Regions from separate parts of the Mus musculus genome. Here region 2 is linked to region 1. Evidence: chromatin loops called from intact Hi-C (ENCODE). Cell type or tissue: left cerebral cortex. All regions are shown on one strand. Links, peaks and the distances in the headings refer to the core of each region. The heading gives the core; the rest is flanking DNA. Region 1 overlaps Slc28a2b (solute carrier family 28 member 2b). Region 2 overlaps Slc28a2 (solute carrier family 28 (sodium-coupled nucleoside transporter), member 2).

Region 1 (11,119 bases), core at 3,483-5,982:
AAAAGAAGTATCACAATCTACTGATCTTTGTAAAGCTTCCTTGCAGGTCGAGACTGTTAGCCACTGCTCAGGCTTTGTTGTGCATTGCAGTGACAGTGTGTGCTCTCTTGGGTAGTTAAGTGTACAGAGAATATCTTGTGTATTGTATGGATACATCACCTATCAACTAAAAAACTATGGCGTATAGGAAAGGGTAGAATAGAAGGCAGGACATCTGGGAGGCAGAAACATTTCTGGGATAGAGCCAGACATGGGAGATTTGCCTGGGAAGGTGTGAAGAGACAGATGCATGGTACCTGAGCACAGGTAACCAGCTACATGGCAGAAAGTAGATTAGAATAAATAGGATAATTTAAGTTATGCTCTAATCAGAGAAAAGCTTAGCTATATAAATATATTTGTAAATATATTTTGAATCAGAGTCTTATTTCTGGGAGCATGGTGCTGGGAAGAAGAACCAGGGTTTAATTTCTGTAGTTAAATGTTATTCTGGGGCCTCTGTTATTCTAGAATTCTATCACCACCTTTGATATTAAGGATTCTGGTTTTATAGCAGCATTCTCCACTATTGGCACCAACTTACAAAAGCCCCAACATTAGACCCTGACTTGGGGTGGTCTTTATTCTTTACTAAGAGGGAGTGTCTTAAGTCCTACTAAAGTGTACAATCACATGGCAGCTTTCCAAGTCTTGCATGGAAAAGTTGTCTCAATATCACTTTTCTATCTAAAATTCTCACTTTTGAGTTCCTTTTAGTACAATATTTCTGCTATTTCCACCTCCAATTACAAGGAACCATCACAGCAAACTCATGAAGCTTTGGCTTGATGTTCCAGGGTGTGTCCGTGTGAACATATTTACCAGAACACTGAATAAAACTTTATGTGTAGATGCCTGTCAAAGAATCCTATTCTACAAAATCTTGGTTAATACACCGTCCTTCTCCCCAGCCTTCACACTTTTGAGATCTATCCTCACCTGATCTCCATCCCTACACATTGTCCAGGTCCCTCGAGTCCCACAAAGTGTAGGCTAGTTCTTCCTACAGCAGAAACTACTTCCTTCTTGGCTGTGCTGAGCCCTAACACTGATAATCACACCCAAGGCAAAGATACCACAGGCAAATCCTGCTGTGAGCAAGTTGTTTCACCATTAACCTACTTCATTCAGTCCCTGGGTGTTCTCCAGGCAAGGAAAGCTCACTTCCTTTTCAACTGAGACTTTTAAAAACTGCTCCTGCTGGCCAAGAAGATTCTAGGACAATTTCTCAATCTTCAGATTCTGAGGCTGATGAATCTGAATATTTCTTGTCCAGGTTTTAAAATCACACACATTTTTCTGTCTGGAAGAGACTGAGAAGAGAGAAGTAGAACTTTATTTTTTCAAACACCTATTTTTTTAATGGCCCTTAAACACTTTAACCTCCCTTGTAGCCTATCACCCAACAGAGGTAGTGGAAAAGAAAGGATATGGGGAAAATGGACCTGATTAGAAATGGTTCTTTGAATGAGCCCAGGCTGGACCTAGATCTCTGCACATATGTAGCAGATGCACAGCTTGCTCTTCATGCAGATCCCCCAACAACTGGAATTGGGGATGTCCCTGCCTACAGGATCCAACCATAACTGTCCTCTGAGAGGTACTACCCAGCAGCCAATGGAAAGAGATTCAGAGACCCACAGATAAACATTGGATGGAGTTCAGGAAGCCTTATGGACAACTGTGTGAAGGATTGAGGGTTATGGAAGCTGATAGGAAGACTAACAAAGTCAAATAACCTGAACCTTTTGGGGCTCCCAGAGACTGAGCCACCAACCAAAAAGCAAACATGGGCTGTACCTAGGCACCCTGCACATATATAACAGATGTGCAGCTTGGTCCAACAACTGTAAATAGTGGTGTTCCTGAATCTGTTGACTGCCTGCCTGTTTGTCCCATTCCTCTAAATGGGCCTGCCTTGCCTGGCCTTAGTGGGAGAGGATGTGCCTAATGGGCTTAGGAAAGCAGTGACTGGAAGTGCTGGGGGGCTGGGGAGGAAGTGGGCATAATGAGTATAGAGTGGGGAAGGATGAAGGGAGGACAGATCTGTTGTTAGGGGTTACTAGGAGGAGTAGGTTGTTAATATTGGGATGCAAAGTGATTATATAAATAAAAAATAATAATATTACAGAAAAAAAAGAAATGGTTCTTTGGTGCAACTCCCATCTGTGTTGACTGGAAATTGGCAGTTCAGTTCACAGGTTAGCAGTGGCAGCTTGACCCAGTAAACACCTCACGGATACACCAGCAGTCCAGTTCAGTAGTGTTGGGATAGCAAACAGGAATCAGCAGTGGTGGCATGACAGAGCAGAAACAGCCAGGCCTCAGTCTCAGCACTAGTCAGTAGGAGGGACCTGGAGGGATGCCAGAAAAAGTTCCTGGCTGTGCCTCTCTCAGCAAAGCAAAGACATGACACCCACAAGTGTTGCACAGCTAGCTGTGCCAGCAAAACTAGCTCAGCCTCCATCACTGTCTGTCCTCCAAATATCACCTGTCCTCCACCAGTCTTGCCTCAGCATGTATGTCTATCTCAGCTGACATCACTCTGCCAATCAGCCCAAATCGAAGGAAATGGCAAGAAACCTCAGCACACCACTAGAAGTTTTTCCGGTGCATTTCTCTCTATGGAGTCCCGACAAATGGAGCTCAACACGCAATATAAGGCAGAGCAACACATTTGTTTCATTACCTAAGACTTCATCTGCTTGCTTTAGCATAACATCCTTTCTCCTGTGTCTATTTCAGCTAAACGTTCCTTCATGAATCTGCCTTAGTCTTTCACCTGTGTCCACTTCAGGAAAACAATCCTTCACATGTTTGCCCCAGCAAAACACCATCCAACACAACTGACTTTCCAAAGAGTCCTTAAAGTTTCCACTTTAGAGAAGCATTGAAGTCTTGCATTTGCTGTCTCATGCAGCTGACTGTTTCAGGTCTGAAACCCAAAATTTTCAACTGTCTAATGTGCTGTTGCAAGAGGGAAGTACCTCACTTATGAAAGCTCTCAGGCTTTGATAGAATTTTATTTTTGCAAAGTGTTAATATGTTGTTCAAAAGCTTCCTGTCTCTCCTCTAGTCCTTATCATCATTACCACCATCGTCCCTGGGCCAAGCAAGCCCGGCATTCCCTGTGGCCCCAAGCCTCATCTTCCCAATCTTCTACCTTCTATCTGCTCTTCATCTCCAGGCTGCAATGATCTCAGTGTGCCCTATACCTTTACTACCTCTCCACCACAGAAACAACTCCTCCAGATGCCTTCAGATAGCTGTGGGTTAGCTATTCAATGCCAAAATCCTACACTGAGGGTCTGTTCTTAAAGACCACTTCTGGCATCTACATGCTTTTAGACTAGGACCCCTCTCCTCACCCCACTCCTGGGTGGGGAGAGAGACAGAGAGACAGAGAGACAGAGACAGAGACAGAGACACTAATGCACAAAAGAATTCACTTTTTTTTTTTAACAGTGCTTTTTGGATGGTATTGTGACTGGTGTGTACATTACAATCCTGGCTGAAGCACCTCCCACCCTGCTCAAGCCTTAATTAAGCACCATGATGCCAAAATGCCAGTCAGACACACAGCCAGTGAGATCTGGCTAGAGGCCATGATCAGCGTAGGCCAGCCACACAGCTAGTGGTCCAGGAAACCCACATGATGTTGATCCCTCTTGGTGATATAAGTAGGCATCAGTGAGTGGCTCGTGATGACACCTTACATTGTTTATCTGTCCTTAAACCTTTTAAATATTTGACTTGTCTCTGAAAGCCACCAAATAACTTTATATTAGTTTTGTTTTATAAATGGCAGCCCTGTAAAGGATAGTTTGCCCAATCATATATTTCATAAATTTGCTTCTGAAACCACTCTGAAAGAAACTTTCAAATGTAAATTATAAGAATACTGATATTTTCTTTGGGGAATTTGCTACATTATCCTTTGAGTTTGCCTAGCCATGAGGAAATATCCTTCATGTGATGAATAATTCAAACCCAAGTCGTGTTGCCATGGAAAGGGGATCAGCTATCTTTGCCTTGTTTTTATGAGGTACTCAGTTCCACAGACAGAATGTTTACCTCTCTTGAGGGAGTCATAGCTCTTGACAAGGGGAAATATGATTTTAGCAAAAATCCCAGGTCTCTATGCTCATTAAAAATTGCTTCCGTATTCTGTTTTGTTTCATTCTCCAATATGTGGGAAAGATTCTTAAAGTCATGGCTAATCTGGCAATGACTGCCACAGATGCTAACCTTGAGACACGGACAAAAATTTTCTCTGAAAGAAATGTAACTTTTGCTTTTCTTGAAATTGATCAAAGACGTTTGTTCCAGTGAAAATGTAAGCTGTGGGGGGAAATGGTTCCCAGCAAATCTCCTGATGCTCCCTTTCCCGTTGCTAAATCACCGGCGTGAGCATCTGCTTGTAGAGATTCAGCGTGACTGGAGCCATCTTGGCAAGAACTGCCATTCTCCCTGCCAGGCAACCCTGGCATACCCTCTATGGCGCAAAGTTACAATGGCTGAGCATGTAATGCTAGCCATGATGCCAAGATATTTTTCTAATGTTATATTTATTATTGTGCATATGGTTTGTGTAAGAGAGAGTACACACATGCCCAGGGTGAGTGCAGAGACCAGACAACAACTCTGTGGAGTCATTTCTCTCCTTCCAGCTTTGCATAGGTAACAGAAATTGAACTCTGGTCATCAGGACTTTAAGGCAAGCACTGATACACACTGAGCCATGTTGCTGGCCCTTAGACTGTTACTTGACTGAAACATGAATCCTCTCTCAGAAAGGACAGGTATGTTCTTGTTTGCTGTTGTCTACCTTTGTCTCACTTAAACCCTTGCTTCTGATTGAGGTGCATTAACACTCCTGTCGCACTATCAGTCAGTATGTGTGTCTAACCATAGGTATCTTTGGGATAAATTGCGCTGCGTGCAATCCTGGACATTGCTACTTCTTGAAATGCTTCCTCACCTTCACCCTTGGTGGCCAACCTCTCATCCCCAGGACAGGTCATTCCAAGGAACTAGTATTCCCACTGGAGCCATTTGATGACCTGGTTACCCCTGCTCCTTGGCTTACCGTCATTATTTAAGAGAGTATATGGCTCCATCAATTCTGAACTTTAGACTTGTATCTTAACCAGAGCAAGGACTTCTAGTCTGTAACCCTCAGCAAACTCCAGCCCAAATGGACCCATCCTCTAATCCTGCCCTTCTGAGACTAGGTAGGAGAGGAGTTAGGCATATGTGGGGCAGGGTGCCAGGTACCCCTGGAGAAAGTAAAATATGTCTATGGTAGACGCATGCAAAAAGTATTCGCCTTCATTTGCCTGATCGATTAGAAACAAAATACCTTAAATCAAAAGGGCACTTAAACAATAGGAATGTATTCCTCACATTTCTGAAGGCTGAGAAATCCCAGATCAGAGCAGCAGAGGTTGGTGTTTAAGGACCCGATTCCATATACAGGCCCATCACTCACCAACAGGCAGAAGGACAAAGTGTTTTCTGATTCTTCCATCAGTGCATGGATCGACTCATGAGAGCTCCACACTCATGACCTAACCACACTCTAAGCTCTCACCTCTAATACTAACACCTCCTGGACAGGGTCTCAATACATGAATGGAATGGGGTACAAACATCCACATTCTAGCACTGCTAAACTTAGGACAGGAGATATGGAATAAAATAAAGGCATGAGAAATGAGAGCAAACACTCGCTATGAATCTCTGTGTCACAGTAATGATGCTAGAGAGGAGATACCACATCTTCTACAGCAACCCTTCTATGAAGCTGTAGTTATTTTCACTTGAGAGGGTAGGGACCTTGGAGGGTCACTTACCAGGAAGGTATAGATTTTTAAGGAAACTCAGTAGTTGTGTATGGTGACTGAATGATCACGCTCATGGGTAGGTGGCATGACACAGTGTACAGTGATGAGAAAAACAATCTTGGGTTGACAACATGAACTAATGGGTATAGGTGCTAGCACACAGGTTTAAGACCTGAGGCCAATCTCCAGATTCCAAAAGGTGGCAGTACAGACCTGATTTCTGACACAGCAAGCCTCTGATTGCTGATTTATGCCTGCATACTTGGACAGAAAGACAGATAGACACATACACACACACACACAGAGTAAAATAAATTAATTACTTTTAAAGATACTCTTGGGCTAAAGAGATGGCTTAGTCAATAAAGTGCTTGCTGAACCCCTGGATTTGATCCCCAAAATCCAAACAGAGAGTATAACAAAGAATTAGCCGCCTTGGTGTCCTCCATACCCTCTAGCCTATTGATGATGACCCAATCATGCCTAGATGTTTTGGACACCCAGCCTCTCTGATCCGTGACTGCTCTGGGTAACTCCGTGGAAGCATTGCTGTCTATGGCACTGCCTCTGCCACCCCCTCCACTGGACTGTTCCTGGGTTCTTTAGCATGGCACCAGCACCAGATCATAAATTCAGCAGAGTCTCTTGCATTTTTATTTTGTTTTTCCTTCTGATTTGTTGAGACAAAGTCTCTCTGTAGCCCAGGCTGTCCTGAAGCTCACCCTGTAGACCAATCTGACCTCAAACTCACAGAGATCCAAGGCAAATGTCACCCACACTTGGCCCCCTACTGAGGAGCTGAAGGCACGAATAGTGAGGTGCTGGAGAGACAGTTAAGTAGCCCTGGTGTGAGTGCTGTAGTGAGGGTGCTGGAGTTACAGAGTTAAGTAGCCCTGGTGTGAGTGCCCCTTACCCATTTCTGTTCAGAGAAATCCTCCCAGGGTCTAACTCAGGCTATCTGGCCAGCTTTTTATAGGGTAATTCTTTATTTTTTCTTTTTCTTTTTTTTTATTAGGTATTTTCTTCATTTACATTTCCAGTGCTATCCAAAAAGTCCCCCGTACCCTGCCCACTCCCCTACCCACCCACTCCCACTTCTTGGCCCTGGCATTCCCCTGTACTAAGGCAGATAAAGTTTGCACGACCAATGGGCCTCTCTTTCCACTGATGGCCAACTAGGCCATCTTCTGATACTATTGCAGCTAGAGACAGGAGCTCTGGGGGGTACTGGTTAGTTCATATTGCTGTTCCACCTATAGGGTTGCAGACCCCTTTAGCTCCTTGGGTACTTTCTCTAGCGCCTCCATTGGGGGCCCTGTGATCCATCCAATACCTGACTGTGAGCATCTACTTCTGTGTTTGCTAGGCCCCGGCATAGTCTCACAAGAGACAGCTATATCAGGGTCCTTTCAGCAAAATCTTGCTAGTGTATGCAATGGTGTCAGCGTTTGGAGGCTGATTATGGGATGGATCCCCGGATATGGCAGTCTCTAGATGGTCCATCCTTTCAGCTCATCTCCAAACTGGTCCAAAACTATTTTAAAGGATTATAGATAAACCTGAAGTACAGGTAACTGACACTGAATGAGAATACCAAATCAAAATAAGAGCCTGGTAAATTATGGATATTCCTTAGGATTGTATGTATTGGGGCTTACAAGAAGGTTCAGTGGTTAAGTGTGTACTGTTCCCACAGCAGACAGGAGTGTAGTCCCCAGCATGCATATTGGGTGTCTCAGGACCACCTATACTTCCAGGTCCAGGTAACCCCCACATCAGGGTTCCTCTGGCACCTGTACTCACATGCACATATGTTCACAGACACACACACACACAAACACAATTTTAAAAATGCTTACTTATTAAAAAATGCTTTATTGAGGGGCAGTGGTGGTGCAGGCCTTTAATCCCAGCACTTGGGAGGCAGAGGCAGAGGCAGAGGCAGGCAGATTTCTGAGTTCAAGACCAGCCTGGTCTACAGAGTGAGTTCCAGGACAGCCAGGGATACACAGAGAAACCTTGCCTCAAAATAAATAAATAAAACAAAAAACACTTTATTACAGGAATCATTTTTATTTATGAAAATAAAAGAAGCTCTTGTGTTTATAAGTCTTTGGCAATACAAAAAGAATGTGTGTCTTTAAATTCACACATGTTTCCAATATAACTTTAAAAATATCTCCCCTCACCTCCACCCCTGCAAGAGGACATGTCATGTTTGGGCCAGGCTTGCCTTGAATCTGAGGTAATCCCCTTAGCTGTGAGCCTACAGGTAAGAGACCACGGGGTTTGCCACCATTCCCAAGTTAAAACTAAGCATCTACTTTGATTTCCCCACTCTCCCCACTCTGGGCCAGGCCCGGGGTTGAACCTGGATCTTAGCCCTCACCACACACATATTTTCCCCTCAGTTACATTCCCACCATACTTTGGCTCAAGAGGGTCTATAATGAATTTCATGTCTGGTAACCGGAATTTCATGTCATGCCGCTGGAAAGGTAAGGGCTGATTTTTATACAGAGCTATAGTGAGCTCAGAAATTTCACTTTGTGGAGTTTAGTGGGGTTCTCAGAGAATAGGAAGTACATGAAAATGTATTTGGTAATATGAATCTGTTCTATGAGAACTGTCTTGGAGCGGCCCACCAGCCTCATGCACACACAGTGCTGGTATAGAGGTCACAGCAGCTAGCAAGATTCCTGAGGCTGGACACGTTGTCTTGCCAGGGGCCTGAGAAAGAAGGCATGTTGGTGCCATTCAGCGAAGTACTGAAATGATAAAACCAGATGCACAGGGGTCAGACACAAACAAGGCAAAACAATCGACAAGTTTTCCAAATAACTGAGAACAAACCTACTGTACATAGATCTGTTGTCATAACCAGGACATGAGATCCAACTGAACGAACTTGGCTTCTCACGCTTTAGTCGACGCTAGAACAGAACTCTGACCATTGTCTGCCCAGAGCCCAGCTCCTAACCTCAGGTCAGTTACAAATGTCTGGCATTTCCAAACAGTTGAAAAAAAATTAGGCCTTATACCTGATCCAGAATTTAATTTAATAAAAAAAAAAATAAGCTGATAACTAGGGCCACTTTCCTCTTGAGAAAGAAATACTGTGTATACTTCATTGCTACACATTAATTAGACAAAGTGATTTCTCTTTTTCTCAATTTTTTGATTTTCATTTTATTCAACCTGAAACAGAATTATGTCACTTCTCTCCATCATTTTCCTCCCTCCAGCCCATCCCACTTATCCTCCCTTGAGTCCCTCCCATATTATCCTCTACTCTCAAGTTAATATCCACTTTTTTATAGACATATGGACAGACAGACAGAAAGAAAGACAAATCCAGCTGTTATTTTTCTCATATTCTAATTCCATGTGCAGGTGTGGGTGTGTGCATGTGAGGGCAGGTGCCTGCAGAGGACTTAAGCATGGGACCCTCTGGAGCTGGAGATGTAGGTGGTTGGAAGCCCCCAGTGTGCATGGGGAAATAGAACTCAGGTCGTCCATGACAGCAGCCTGTTAGTCCCCCTGCAAGAGCTGCATCTGAACAGCTACTTGAGCCAGACTCTGGCTGACTTGTTAGTGGATTTATATGGTATTTTCGGCCCCTGAAAACATTTCTTTGGGTTTCGAGATGCCAATGATTCTTAGAATATGTCTTTAGAAAATCCACTGAGAATATACACATTAGAACTCCACCAGACAAACAATCTAGCCACTTTATAAATTCTGCTTAAACAATAAATGAAATTTGCAATTCACTTACTTTTACTTTGTTTCTTAACCTGTTCTACAGCTAACATCTGATTAAGAACAGGGACACATCAAGGACATACACATCGCCTCCTAATCAGGCTCCAGCTCTGAACTCTCTCCTGAGCCTCAGACTCCAGTTGACTTGTGACTCACTTTATATGCCAGTCACTCAGGTACCTCCAAATTAACATATCCAGAACCGGAAGAGGCCATGCTTTTAGCCTTCACTCCTATTTCTTGTTCCTCCTTGTGATGGACACACAGACCCAAGTCAGAAAAGACCATTCTTTCCCCTCTTCACCCTGGGCCATTCTCCTATGCAGTTGAGGGTCAGTCCTATCTACTCTCCCTTGTGTGGTGCCTGTATCTGGTAAGTGTCTTAATCTCTTTCTAAGACTGTTACAGCGATGTGTTTGCTCTCCTTGTTACCAAACACCCTTCCGTAAAGCACAGCTAAGTATGCTGGGGTCCAGAATCCTGCAGGTCAAAATTGGACTCCTCGAGGTGTTCATGCAAGGCCTTTCTATAACAGTTCAGTCTTGCTCCCTAGAGCTCTCCCCACTCACCTGCAGGCCACTACCAGCATGCACCTTTTTGGCTTTTACAACATCAAATATTCTACTTCTTCATTCCTTCCTCTATGTGTCCCAAAACTCGTTACTTGGGCTCAGTGATAGGTTCCTTTCATATTCTAGAATATAGTAAACAAGGTAACCTTCACACTATCTGAATTCAAGGTTATCTTTTCAATTTAAAATCTGTCTTCTCCTGGTCTGCTTTATTTCTATCTACAAAAAAATCTGATTTTAGACGACTGTAAAATCATCACTTGTCGACTACATACATTTGAGTCACAATAAACACAGGAGCTTCTTAACCAAGTGACCAAACTACTTCCCTTCTTCTATACAACGCCAATAAATGGAACCTGCCACACACAGTAGGACTAATAATAAAGATAAAAACTACTAAGAGAAAAGAGTCCAGACTATCAATCACAAGCATCCATGTAGTGTCTCATACACTCCACACAGCCTCCACGACTCTGTACTCAAGACCTCCATCTCCTAACATCCAGAAGTTCCCTTCATAATAGAGGATATGCTAGGGGGGAACAGGAACCCTGGTGTTTGCCTACCTCTGGAAAAGCTCTCTGCAGCACACATATGTCTCATAGGTCCTATTGGTGAAATTTGTGTTTAGGAATGAGACACAGTCAGTTTCAGCGCCTCTGGGAACATAGAGGATTCCTGCATGGAGAAGATAATAGTTATTTAAAGAGACAGATTTGACACATGCACTCCAACGTTCTGTGTTGCTTGGATGGGAGTAGGTAACGCCGTAGGTTAGGTGTCTGTGGGGTGGATGGTTAGCTAAATAAACTTTCTGAGAGAGATCCTGTAGTCTCTGCCAGAGATGATGCTTAGGCACCTACCTGCCATGCAGGCACTGATAAAGGAAACACA
Region 2 (11,119 bases), core at 4,201-6,700, 69 kb after region 1:
CAGCGGGTCGGTCTCAGCCCGCGTCTGGCCCCGCCCCCTGCTGCTGGGCCCCAGGGCTAGAGGCGTCGGCCAATCGGAGAGTGGAGGTGGGGCATAGAGCCGGGCCCTGGCGCTATTTACCCCTCTCGGCTCCAATTCCCCTCTCCTGTTCCTGTCTTTTGCACTGGCTGGCAGAGCAAGAGGACGACGGCCGGGGAGCGCGCGCGAGGGACCCGGAATGGGTCCTCGGTAGTCTTAGTTCCGCTCAATGCTCAGGCCCTCGCCCCGACAATGACAGCGCCCGGGCTCAAGTGCGGCGCGCCCGGAGGTCATAGTGAAGCCGCGCCTGGCTCCAGGATCGAAGGGAGCGCGAGACATCAATGGACATCACTCCAGATCCTTCTTCATCTGGCTGCAGCTGGAGCTCTGCACCAAGGCTGTGCTGCTCACCACAGGAGAGATCAGATGCTACTATGATGATGCTCGCTGTGTGGCAACAGGTTATATGTGTAAGTCTGAGCTTAGTGCTTGCTTCTCCAGACATCTCGATCCTCAGGACACCAATTCCCCACTCATCCACAGCTGTCTGGACTTACATGCAAGCACAGCACAGACATCTGCGAAGACAAGCAGGCCCTAAACCACTCTGGCCCTGCCATGCCCACTTTGGAATGCTGTCACGAAAACATGTGCAATTCCCGAGGACTGCATGAAGTCCTCTCTCCTCCCAAGAGCGAAGCCTCAGGACAAGGAAACCAGTATCAGCATGACAGCAGCAGAAAACTCATCACTAGGATGCAGGAGCTGACTTCCTTCAAAGAACTGTGGTTTGGCGCAGCTGTGATCGCTGGCGGACTGATCTTGTGCTGCTGCCTTACTGTTTTGTTGGCCTTGCGAGTGCTTCAAAGTAAGAACAAGAGACTGCAGGATCGGTGGCAGCAGATGCTGTCCTGTTTGCACTACAGCTTTCACCGCGGTGGCTTTCCTAGATCTGAGATACAAAGCTTAAATTTGAAGAGATCACCAGTGTAATCAACTAGAGAAAGTACCCAAGGAGGAACAACAATATGAAATAACCAGTACCCCCCAGAACTGTGTCTCTAGTTGCATATGTAGCAGAGGATGGCCTAGTTGGCTATCAATGAGAGGAGAGGCCCTTGGTCCTGCGAAGATCATATGCCCCAGTACAGGGGAATGCCAGGGCCAAGAAGCATTAGTGGATGGGTTGGGGAGCAGGAGGGGGGGATGGTAGAGGGGACTTTCGGGATAGCATTTGAAATGTAAATGAAGAAAATATCTAATAAAAAAAGAAATGAAAATTGGCAATTGGATGTGTTTCATTTTATAGAGTTTGGTAAACTGTAATATGTTTATCATACTATAGACACATATTCAGTATTTTAATGAGCAACTGCTTTGTGTTCTGAAAAGACTGATTCTGCCATTATAATTTATTAACATCTATAGCAATTATGGAGATATCTATACAAATCATGACTGACAATGCGATAGCATATGTCTCTGGAAAAATGGAACAACTTTTGCATATTATAATATAAAGCTAACTATGGGTGTACCTCAGTTTTTTACAGGACAAGCAGTTATAGAGAGATCCAATTGTACTTTAAAAGAGATTCTTAACAAACAGAAATGGGTAACAAAGATTCCCAGAGTACATACAGATAGATTACACAGTGCATTATTGACTTTAAATGTCTTGATGCTAATGAACAAAAAACAACAGCTGCTAAGAAACATTGTACTATGGAAAAGCCTGCTGAGCTTAATCGGCCTGTATATACTAAGAATGTCATTATATCTGAATACAGGGAAGGAAATTATTAGCTAGGGGAAAGGCTTTATATATGTTTCTACAGAAAAAAAAAAACCTGTGGATTTGATCCAAATTGATAAAAATCTGATATGACAGGGAGAGACTCCTGAAGATCTTGACTATAGACAGGAAGAAAGAAATTAACAAGATCAACAAGGCAGATAATATGTACCTTGTTGCTTCTACATCTCTGAGACTGGCTGAGACTTAAAAATCTATATTTAGCTATAGTGGTTTGAATGTGCTTGGCCCAGGGAGTGTCACTATTTGGAGGTGTGGCCCTGTTGGAGAAGGTGTGGCCTTTTTGGAGAAAGTGTGTCACTGTGGGCATAGGATTTAAAACCCTCCTCCTAGCTGACTAGAAGCCAGTCTTCTCCTAGCAACCTTCAGATGAAGAAGTAGAACTCTCAGCTCCTCCTGTGCCATGCCTGCCTGGATGCTGCCATGCTCCCTCCTTGATGATAATGGACTGAACCTCTGAACTTGTAAGCCAGCCACAATTAAATATTGTGTTTATAAGAGTTGCTTTGCTCATGATGTCTGTTCACAGCAGTAAAAACCCTAAGACAATAGCTAATAAATATTATTGGCTACAAAGTCCTCCTAACATATTATTACATGCCATCCTTTCACATGGTTTGGATGGAGATTTATATTATAGTTCACTTATACAATCCAAACTAACTTAAGGAAGTCAGATGTCTTTTACTTGCTCAAACAAAGAACAAAGAATCACCTTTAACTGGTCTGTGCACACTAGACATTCAATACATATGTTAATGGAAAAACATATATTACTTGTGAGAGTTGATGTGTTTTCAGAGCAAAAGAACCAATTTTTTCTGGGGCCCCAAAAAGGAAAAACTATATCCAAAATCAATAGGAAGCAGTCTTAAAAGAATGACAGCCCATTTCACAAAAGGTGGGGTAGATGGTTTTATGTTCATTCAATGGGTTATGGATGGTTATTGTTATTTACGGGGGTTGGCTGCAAGTTATCCAATGGTCTTGATTAAGGAGAAAACAAGGTATAGAAAATTAGACTCAGGGACTTCTCTGTTTCCTTTTCTTTTCTCTATCACTTCTTTCTTATGGAGGGAAAAAAGGGTTGAAGAGAAAGAAAGGAAGAGATAGGAATAATATAGAAATAATAGGGGAAAGAGGTAGATTATTGAATCTACTCTTTTTTTTGTTTTGTTTTGTTTTGTTTTGTTTTTTGGTTTGGTTTTTTTGTGTGTGTGTTTTGGTTTTTTTTTTTTTTTTTTTTTTTTTTTTTTTTTTTTTTTTTTTTTTTTTTTTTTTGGTTTTTTTGAGACAGGGTTTCTCTGTGTAGCCCTGGCTGTCCTGGAACTCACTTTGTAGACCAAGCTGGCTTCGAACTCAGAAATCTGCCTGCCTCTGCCTCTGCCTCCCGAGTGCTGGGATTAAAGGCGTGTGCCACCATGTCCAGCTGAAGCATTTTTTAATGAGCATAGAGACCTGAGATTTTGGCTGAAATCCTATTTCTTCTTGTCAGGAGCTGCTGTTCCCTCAAGAGAGGTAAACATGTCTACGGAGCTGAGTACTTCATAAACACAAGGCAAAGATTAGCTTTCCATGGCAACATGACTCAGATTTGAATTCCTCATTGAATGAAGGATATTTCCTTCATTTTGTCCATTTTTTGTCCATGTTTGTCCATGGTGGACAGCATTTTGTCAGTGGTTGAATCAAGGAACAATTTTGCCTCCTGGCAGCCTGCCCGATTTGAAGCAAACATAAGGAGTCTCTGATGTTCATCATCTTCTCTGAGGTAGAAGTGGAGGTGATGTATGGAGGTGACATGTCTCATACCCAAAAATCCTTAAAATAATAAAACATCCTTTAATGACATCTTCCGTAGGTCTCTGAGGGTTTTGAACACCACCTATTCATCCATAGACTATCTGACATGAATAGGCAAACTTAACTTGTTTTAACTTGTTTTACATTTTGCTGTATTTTGTTTTGTTTCGTTCTCCAAACACGTGGGGAAAATTCTTACAGTCATGGCTAATCTGGCAATGACTGCCACAGAGGCCAACCTTGAGATAGAGACAAAAATTTACTCTTAAAAAAAAATTGGGCTGGTGAGATGGCTCAGTGGGTAAGAGCACCCGACTGCTCTTCCGAAGGTCAGGAGTTCAAATCCCAGCAACCACATGGTGGCTCACAACCATCCATAACGAGATCTGACTCCCTCTTCTGGAGTGTCTGAGGACAGCTACAGTGTACTTACATATAATAAAACAAAAAACAAAAAACTTATTGCCGGGCGTGGTGGCGCACGCCTTTAATCCCAGCACTCGGGAGGCAGAGGCAGGTGGATTTCTGAGTTCGAGGCCAGCCTGGTCTACAAAGTGAGTTCCAGGATAGCCAGGGCTATACAGAGAAACCCTGTCTCGAAAAACCAAAAAAAAAAAAAAAAAATGTAACGAGCACTGATACACACTGAGCCATGTTGCTAGCCCCTACCCTATTACTTGACTGACACAAGAATCCTCTCTGAGAACGGACGGGCACATTCTTGTTTGCTGTTGTCTACCTTTGTCTCACTTAAACCCTTGCTTCTGATTGAGGTGCATTAACACTCCTGTCCCACTATCAGTCAGTATGTGTGTCTGTCCATAGGTATCTCTCGGATAAATTGCACTGCGTGCAATCCTGGAAATTGCTACTTCTTCTTGAAATGCTTCCTCAACTTCACCCTTGGTGGCCAACCTCTCATCCCCAGGACAGGTCATTCCAAGGAACTAGTATTCCCACTGGAGCCATTTGATGACCTGGTTACCCCTGCTCCTTGGCTTACCATCATTATTTAAGACAGTATATGGCTCCATCAATTCTGAACTTTAGACTTGTATCTTAACCAGAGCAAGGACTTCTAGTCTGTAACCCTCAGCAAACTCCAGCCCAAATGGACCCATCCTCTAATCCCGCCCTTCTGAGACTAGGTAGGAGAGGAGTTAGGCATATGTGGGGCAGGGTGCCAGGTACCCCTGGAGAAAGTAAAATATGTCTATGGTAGACGTATGCAAAAAGTATTCGCCTTCATTTGCCTGATCTATTAGAAACAAAATACCTTAAATCAAAAGGGCACTTAAACAATAGAAATGTATTCCTCACAAATCTGAAGGCTGAGAAATCCCAGATCAGAGCAGCAGAGGTTGGTGTTTAAGGACCCGATTCCATATACAGGCCCATCACTCACCAACAGGCAGAAGGACAAAGTGTTTTCTGATTCTTCAATCATTGCATGGATCCCATTCATGAGAGCTCCACCCACATGACCTAAACACACTCTAAGTTCTCACCTCTAATACTAACACTTCCTGGACAGGGTCTCAATACATGAGTGAAGTGGGGTACAAACATCCACATTCTAGCACTGCTAAACTTAGGACAGGAGATATGGAATCAAATGAAGGCAGGAGAAATGAGAGCCAACACTCGCTATGCATCTCTGTGTCACAGTGATGATGCTAGAGAGGAGATACTGCATCTTCCACAGCAAGCCTTCTATGAAGCTGTAGTTATTTTCACTTGAGAGGGTAGGGACCTTGAAGGGTCACTTACCAGGAAGGTAGGGATTTTTAAGGAAACTCAGTAGTTGTGTATGGTGACTGAATGATCACGCTCATGGGTAGGTGGCATGACACAGTGTACAGTGATGAGAAAAACAATCTTGGGTTGACAACATAGACTAATGGGTATAGGTGCTAGCACACAGGTTTAAGACTTGAGGCCAATCTCCAGATTCCAAAAGGTGGCAGTACAGACCTGATTTCTGACACAGCAAGCCTCTGATTGCTGATTCATGCCTGCATACTTGGACAGAAAGGTTACCCTCTAACCTATTGATGATGACCCAATCATTCCTAGATGTTTTGGACACCCAGCCTCTCTGTGATCTGTGACTGCTCTGGGTAGCTCCGTGGAAGCATTGCTGTCTATGGCACTGCCTCTGCCACCCCCTCCACTGGGCTGTTCCTGGGTTCTTTAGAATGGCACCAGCACCAGATCATAAATCCAGCAGAGTCTCTTGCATTTTTATTTGTTTTTCCTTCTGATTTGTTGAGACAAGGTCTCTCTCTGTAGCCCAGGCTGTCCTGAAGCTCACCCTGTAGACCAATCTGACCTCATGCTCACAGAGATTCAAGTCATATGTCACCCACACTTGGCCCCTTACTGAGGAGCTGAAGCCAAGAATAGTGAGGTGCTGGAGAGACAGTTAAATAGCCCTGGTGTGAGTGCTGTAGTGAGGGTGCTGGAGTTACAGAGTTAAGTAGCCCTTGTATGTGTGCCCCTTACCCATTTCTGTTGAGAGAAATCCTCCCGGGGTCTAACTCAGGCTATCTGGCCAGCTTTTTGTAGGGTAATTCTTATAGATGGTCCAAAACTATTTTAAAGGATTCTAGATAAACCTGAACTGCAGGTAACTGGCACTGAATGAGAATACCAAATCAAAATAAGAGCCTGGTAAATTATGGATATTCCTTAGGATTTTATGTATTGGGGCTTACAAGAAGGTTCAGTGGTTAAGGGTATACTGTTCCTGCAGCAGACAGGAGTGTAGTCCCCAGCATGCATATTGGGTGTCTCAGGACCACCTATACTTCCAGGTCCAGGTGGCTCCCATCTCAGGGTTCCTCTGGCACCTGTACTCACACGCACAATTTTAAAAATGCTTACTTTTTAAAAAATGCTTTATATCCAGGCAGTGGTGGTGCAGGCCTTTAATCACAGCACTTGAGAGGCAGAGGCAGGCAGATTTCTGATTTCGAGACCAGCCTGGTCTACAGAGTGAGTTCCAGGACAGCCAGGGCTACACAGAGAAACCTTGCCTCAAATAAATAAATAAATAAATAAATAAATAAATAAATAAATAAATAAATAAATAAATAAATAAAACAACACTTTATTACAGGAATCATTTTTATTTCTTTATGAAAATAAAAGAAGCTCTTGTGTTTATAAGTCTTTGGCAATACAAAAAGAATGTGTGTCTTTAAATTCACACATGTTTCAATATAACTTTAAAAATATCTCCCCTCACATCCACTCCTACACTAGGACATGTCATGTTTGGGCCAGGCTTGCCTTGAATCTGAGGTAATCCCCTTAGCTGTGAGCCTACAGGTAAGAGACCACGGGGTTTGCCACCATTCCCAAGTTAAAACTAAGCATCTACTTTGATTTCCCCACTCTCCCCACTCTGGGCCAGGCCCGGGGTTGAACCTGGATCTTAGCCCTCACCACACACATATTTTCTCCTCAGTTACATGCCCACCATACTTTGGCTCAAGAGGGTCTATAATGAATTTCATGTCTGGTAACCGGAATTTCATGTCATGCCGCTGGAAAGGTAAGGGCTGATTTTTATACAGAGCTATAGTGAGCTCAGAAATTTCACTTTGTGGAGTTTAGTGGGGTTCTCAGAGAATAGGAAGTACATGAAAATGTATTTGGTAATATGAATCTGTTCTATGAGAACTGTCTTGGAGCGGCCCACCAGCCTCATGCACACACAGTGCTGGTATAGAGGTCACAGCAGCTAGCAAGATTCCTGAGGCTGGACACATTGTCTTGCCAGGGGCCTGAGAAAGAAGGCATGTTGGTGCCATTCAGCGAAGTACTGAAATGATAAAACCAGATGCACAGGGGTCAGACACAAACAAGGCAAAACAATCGACAAGTTTTCCAAATAACTGAGAACAAACCTACTGTGCATAGATCTGTTGTCATAACCAGGACATGAGATCCAACTGAACGAACTTGGCTTCTCACGCTTTAGTCGACGCTAGAACAGAACCCTGACCATTGTCTGCCCAGAGCCCAGCTCCTAACCTCAGGTCAGTTACAAATGTCTGGCATTTCCAAACAGTTGAGAAAAAAATTAGACCTTATACATGATCCAGAATTTAATTTAATAAAAAAAAAAAAGCTGATAACTAGGGCCACTTTCCTTTTGAGAAAGAAATACTGTTTATACTTTATTGCTACAAATTAATTAGACAAAGTTATTTCTCTTTTTCTCAATTTTTGATTTTCATTCTATTCAAACTGAAACAGAATTATATCACTTCTCTCCATCATGTTCCTCCCTCCAGCCCCTCCCATTTATCCTCTCTTGAATCCCTCCCATATTATCCTCTACTCTCAAGTTAATATCCACTTTTTTATTATCATTACATATAGACAGACAGACAGAAAGAAAGACAAATCCAGCTGTTATTTTTCTCATATTCTAATTCCATGTGCAGGTGTGGGTGTGTGCATGTGAGGGCAGGTGCCTGCAGAGGACTTAAGCATGGGACCCTCTGGAGCTGGAGATGTAGGTGGTTGGAAGCCCTCAGTGTGCATGGGGAAATAGAACTCAGGCCCTCCAGGACAGCAGCCTGTTAGTCCACCTGCAAGAGCTGCATCTGAACAGCTACTTAAGCCAGACTCCAGCTGACTTGTGAGTGGATTTATATGGTATTTGAGCCCCTGAAAATATTTCTCTGGGCTTCTAGATGCCAACCATTCTTAGAATATGTCTTTAGAAAATCCACTGAGAATATACACATTAGAACTCCACCAGACAAACAATCTAGCCACTTTATAAATTCTGCTTTAACAATAAATGAAATTTGCAATTCACTTACTTTTACTTTGTTTCTTAACCTGTTCTACAGCTAACATCTGATTAAGAACAGGGACACATCAAGGACATACACATTGCCTCCTAATCAGGCTCCAGATCTGACCTCTCTCCTGAGCCTCAGACTCCAGTTGACTTGTGACTCACTTTATATGCCAGTCACTCAGGTACCTCCAAAATAACATATCCAGAACCAGAAGAGGCCATGCCTTTAGCCTTCTCTCCTATTTCTTGTTCCTCCTTGTGATGGACACACAGACCCAAGTCAGAAAAGACCATTCTTTCCCCTCTTCACCCTGGGCCTTTCTTCTATGAAGTTGAGGGTCACTCCTATCGACTCTCCCTTCTGTGGTGCCTGTATCTGTTAAGTGTCTTACTCTCTTGCTAAGACTGTTACAGTGATGCGTTTGCTCTCCTTGTTACCAAACACCCTTCCATAAAGCACAGCTCACCATGCTGGGGTCCAGAATCCTGCAGGTCAAAATTGGACTCCTCGAGGTGTTCATGCAAGGCCTTTCTATAACGGTTCAGTCTTGCTTCCTAGAGCTCTCCCCACTCACCTGCAGGCTACTACCAGCATGCACCTTTTTGGCTTTTACCACATCAAATATTCTACTTCCTCATTCCTTCTATGTGTCCCAAAACTCATTCCTTGGGCTCAGTGATAGGTTCCTTTCATATTCTAGAATATAGTAAACAAGGTAACCTTCACACTATCTGAATTCAAGTTTATCTTTTCAATTTAAAATCTGTCTTCTCCTGGTCTGCTTTATTTCTATCTGGAAAAAAAATCTGAGTTTTAGACGACTGTAAAATCATCATTGTCTACTCCATACATTTCAGTCACAATAAACACAGGAACTTCTTAACCAAGAGACCAAACTTCTTTCCCTTCTGCTATACAACACCAATAAATGGAACCTGCCACACACAGTAGGACTAATAATGAAGATAAAACCTACTAAGAGAAAAGAGTCCAGACTATCAATCACAAGCATCCATGTTGTGTCTCATACACTCCACACAGCTTCCAAGACTCTGTACTCAAGACCTCCATCTCCCAACATCCAGAAGTTCCCTTCATATAAGAGGATATGCTAGGGGGGGAACAGAAACCCTGGTGTTTGCCTACCTCTGGAAAAGCTCTCTGCAGCACACATATGTCTCATAGGTTCTATTGGTGAAATTTGTGTTTAGGAATGAGACACAGTCAGTTTCAGCGCCTCTGGGAACATAGAGGATTCCTGCATGGAGAAGATAATAGTTATTTAAAGAGACAGATTTGACACATGCACTCCAACGTTCTGTTTTGCTTGGATGGGAGTTGGTAACACCGTAGATTAGGTGTCTGTGGGGTAGATGGTTAGTTAAATAAACATTCTGAGAGAGATCCTGTAGTCTCTGCCAGAGACAATACTTAGGCACCTACCTGCCATGCAGGCACTGATAAAGGAAACACAGGCACCTGTGAAGAGGGCCCTGACCACAATCTTGCACAAGTCACTCTTCCTCTGGGGTATCATGGATGCTGTAGACAACAAGAGAAAGCAATTGATGTCTTCCTCACACAGCAAGGAGGTGTAGCCCATCAGTCCCCATTAGAAGAATGAAAAAACCAGGTCAGAAGACTAGTGTTCTTCGACCAACCACCTAAGCCTGCTAAAGCTTCCTTAAGAGGTGCATACATACATACATTAGTCTTGACACATAAGTCAGACTTCTCCTGGATCAAGGATTGTATGTCTGACCCTCACCTCAGTGGTTCTGGAATGCATTCAAGATAAATCTCAATCAAGCAGGACTCTGAGCTGCTCCCATAGGCACAGATGCCTGTGTCAGCCAGTTGAGGTCTACACCAGTAAGTCCAGAGTGGAATTACATGGAGAATTTGAGCCAAAGGACTGGACAGGACAGCATCCATCTCACTTCAGCCCAGAGTCACAGCTAACATGTGGCAGACATACAGCAGTGTGGATGAGTATTTTATAGAGAGGAAAAGGACCAAAAAGAAACTGTTTCAGGAATTACATGTAGAATTTGAGCCAAAGGACTGGACAGGAGAGCATCCATCTCACCTCAGTCCAGAGTCACAGCTAACACCTGGCAGACATACAGCAGTGTGGATGAGTATTTTACAGAGAGGAAAAGGACCAAAAGAAACTGCTTCCTTAGCTATCAGGGACATAAATTTAGTGAATCTACCCCAGATATTATTGCCAGAAGTGGCGTTTTAACACACTCTTTTCCTATATTTCTTCTTAGACTTTGTAACTTTGTTTTTCCAAGTGCTCAGCTCGGAATTCTGAGACACACATACACACAGAGAGACACACAAACACACCTACAGATCCACCACATACACACACACACACACACACACACACACACACACGCACGCACGCACGCACGCACGCACGCACACACACACACACACACACACGCACGCACACATGCACACCCACACACAGATCATCCTCCAAGACCACCACCCCTCTCCTGGTATTCCTGCAACCATCACTCACAGTCAGCACCCTGAACACCTCTGCTTCACGTACTAATGGCTTCTCTGTACTACCGGACTCTCAGCTTTTGCCCAGCAAGATATGATGCTCACTGACTCCACTTATCTGCTTTGTCTCCTGTTT

The links. Peaks named below come from ENCODE experiments on the same cell type or tissue, not always from the same donor. Only the 100,000 strongest peaks of a DNase experiment are listed, where the experiment ranks them.
Region 2: it touches region 1 in a loop (6-fold over the local background); 10 of 42 quality-filtered maps call a loop at or near these places.

What each region holds. Positions count from the first base shown.
Region 1 is chr2:122,524,866-122,535,984 of GRCm38, reverse strand. Slc28a2b (solute carrier family 28 member 2b) reads right to left here. Exons shown (of 18, transcript NM_001085518.1): 16 at 11,089-11,119; 17 at 10,792-10,903; 18 at 7,945-8,653. The coding sequence ends at 8,536. Among named protein-coding and RNA genes, the nearest start is that of Gm34325, 39 kb to the left of the region's middle. In left cerebral cortex, for the core only: no CTCF peak of the experiment used is centred there; DNase peaks (open chromatin) are centred at 3,672, 4,064 and 4,505; H3K27ac peaks cover 367 bases.
Region 2 is chr2:122,456,767-122,467,885 of GRCm38, reverse strand. Slc28a2 (solute carrier family 28 (sodium-coupled nucleoside transporter), member 2) reads right to left here. Exons shown (of 20, transcript NM_172980.4): 18 at 9,904-10,002; 19 at 9,607-9,718; 20 at 6,753-7,466. The coding sequence ends at 7,349. It also overlaps the pseudogene Bambi-ps1. Among named protein-coding and RNA genes, the nearest start is that of Slc28a2b, 23 kb to the left of the region's middle. In left cerebral cortex, for the core only: a CTCF peak has its summit at 5,601 (motif pointing right); no DNase peak of the experiment used is centred there.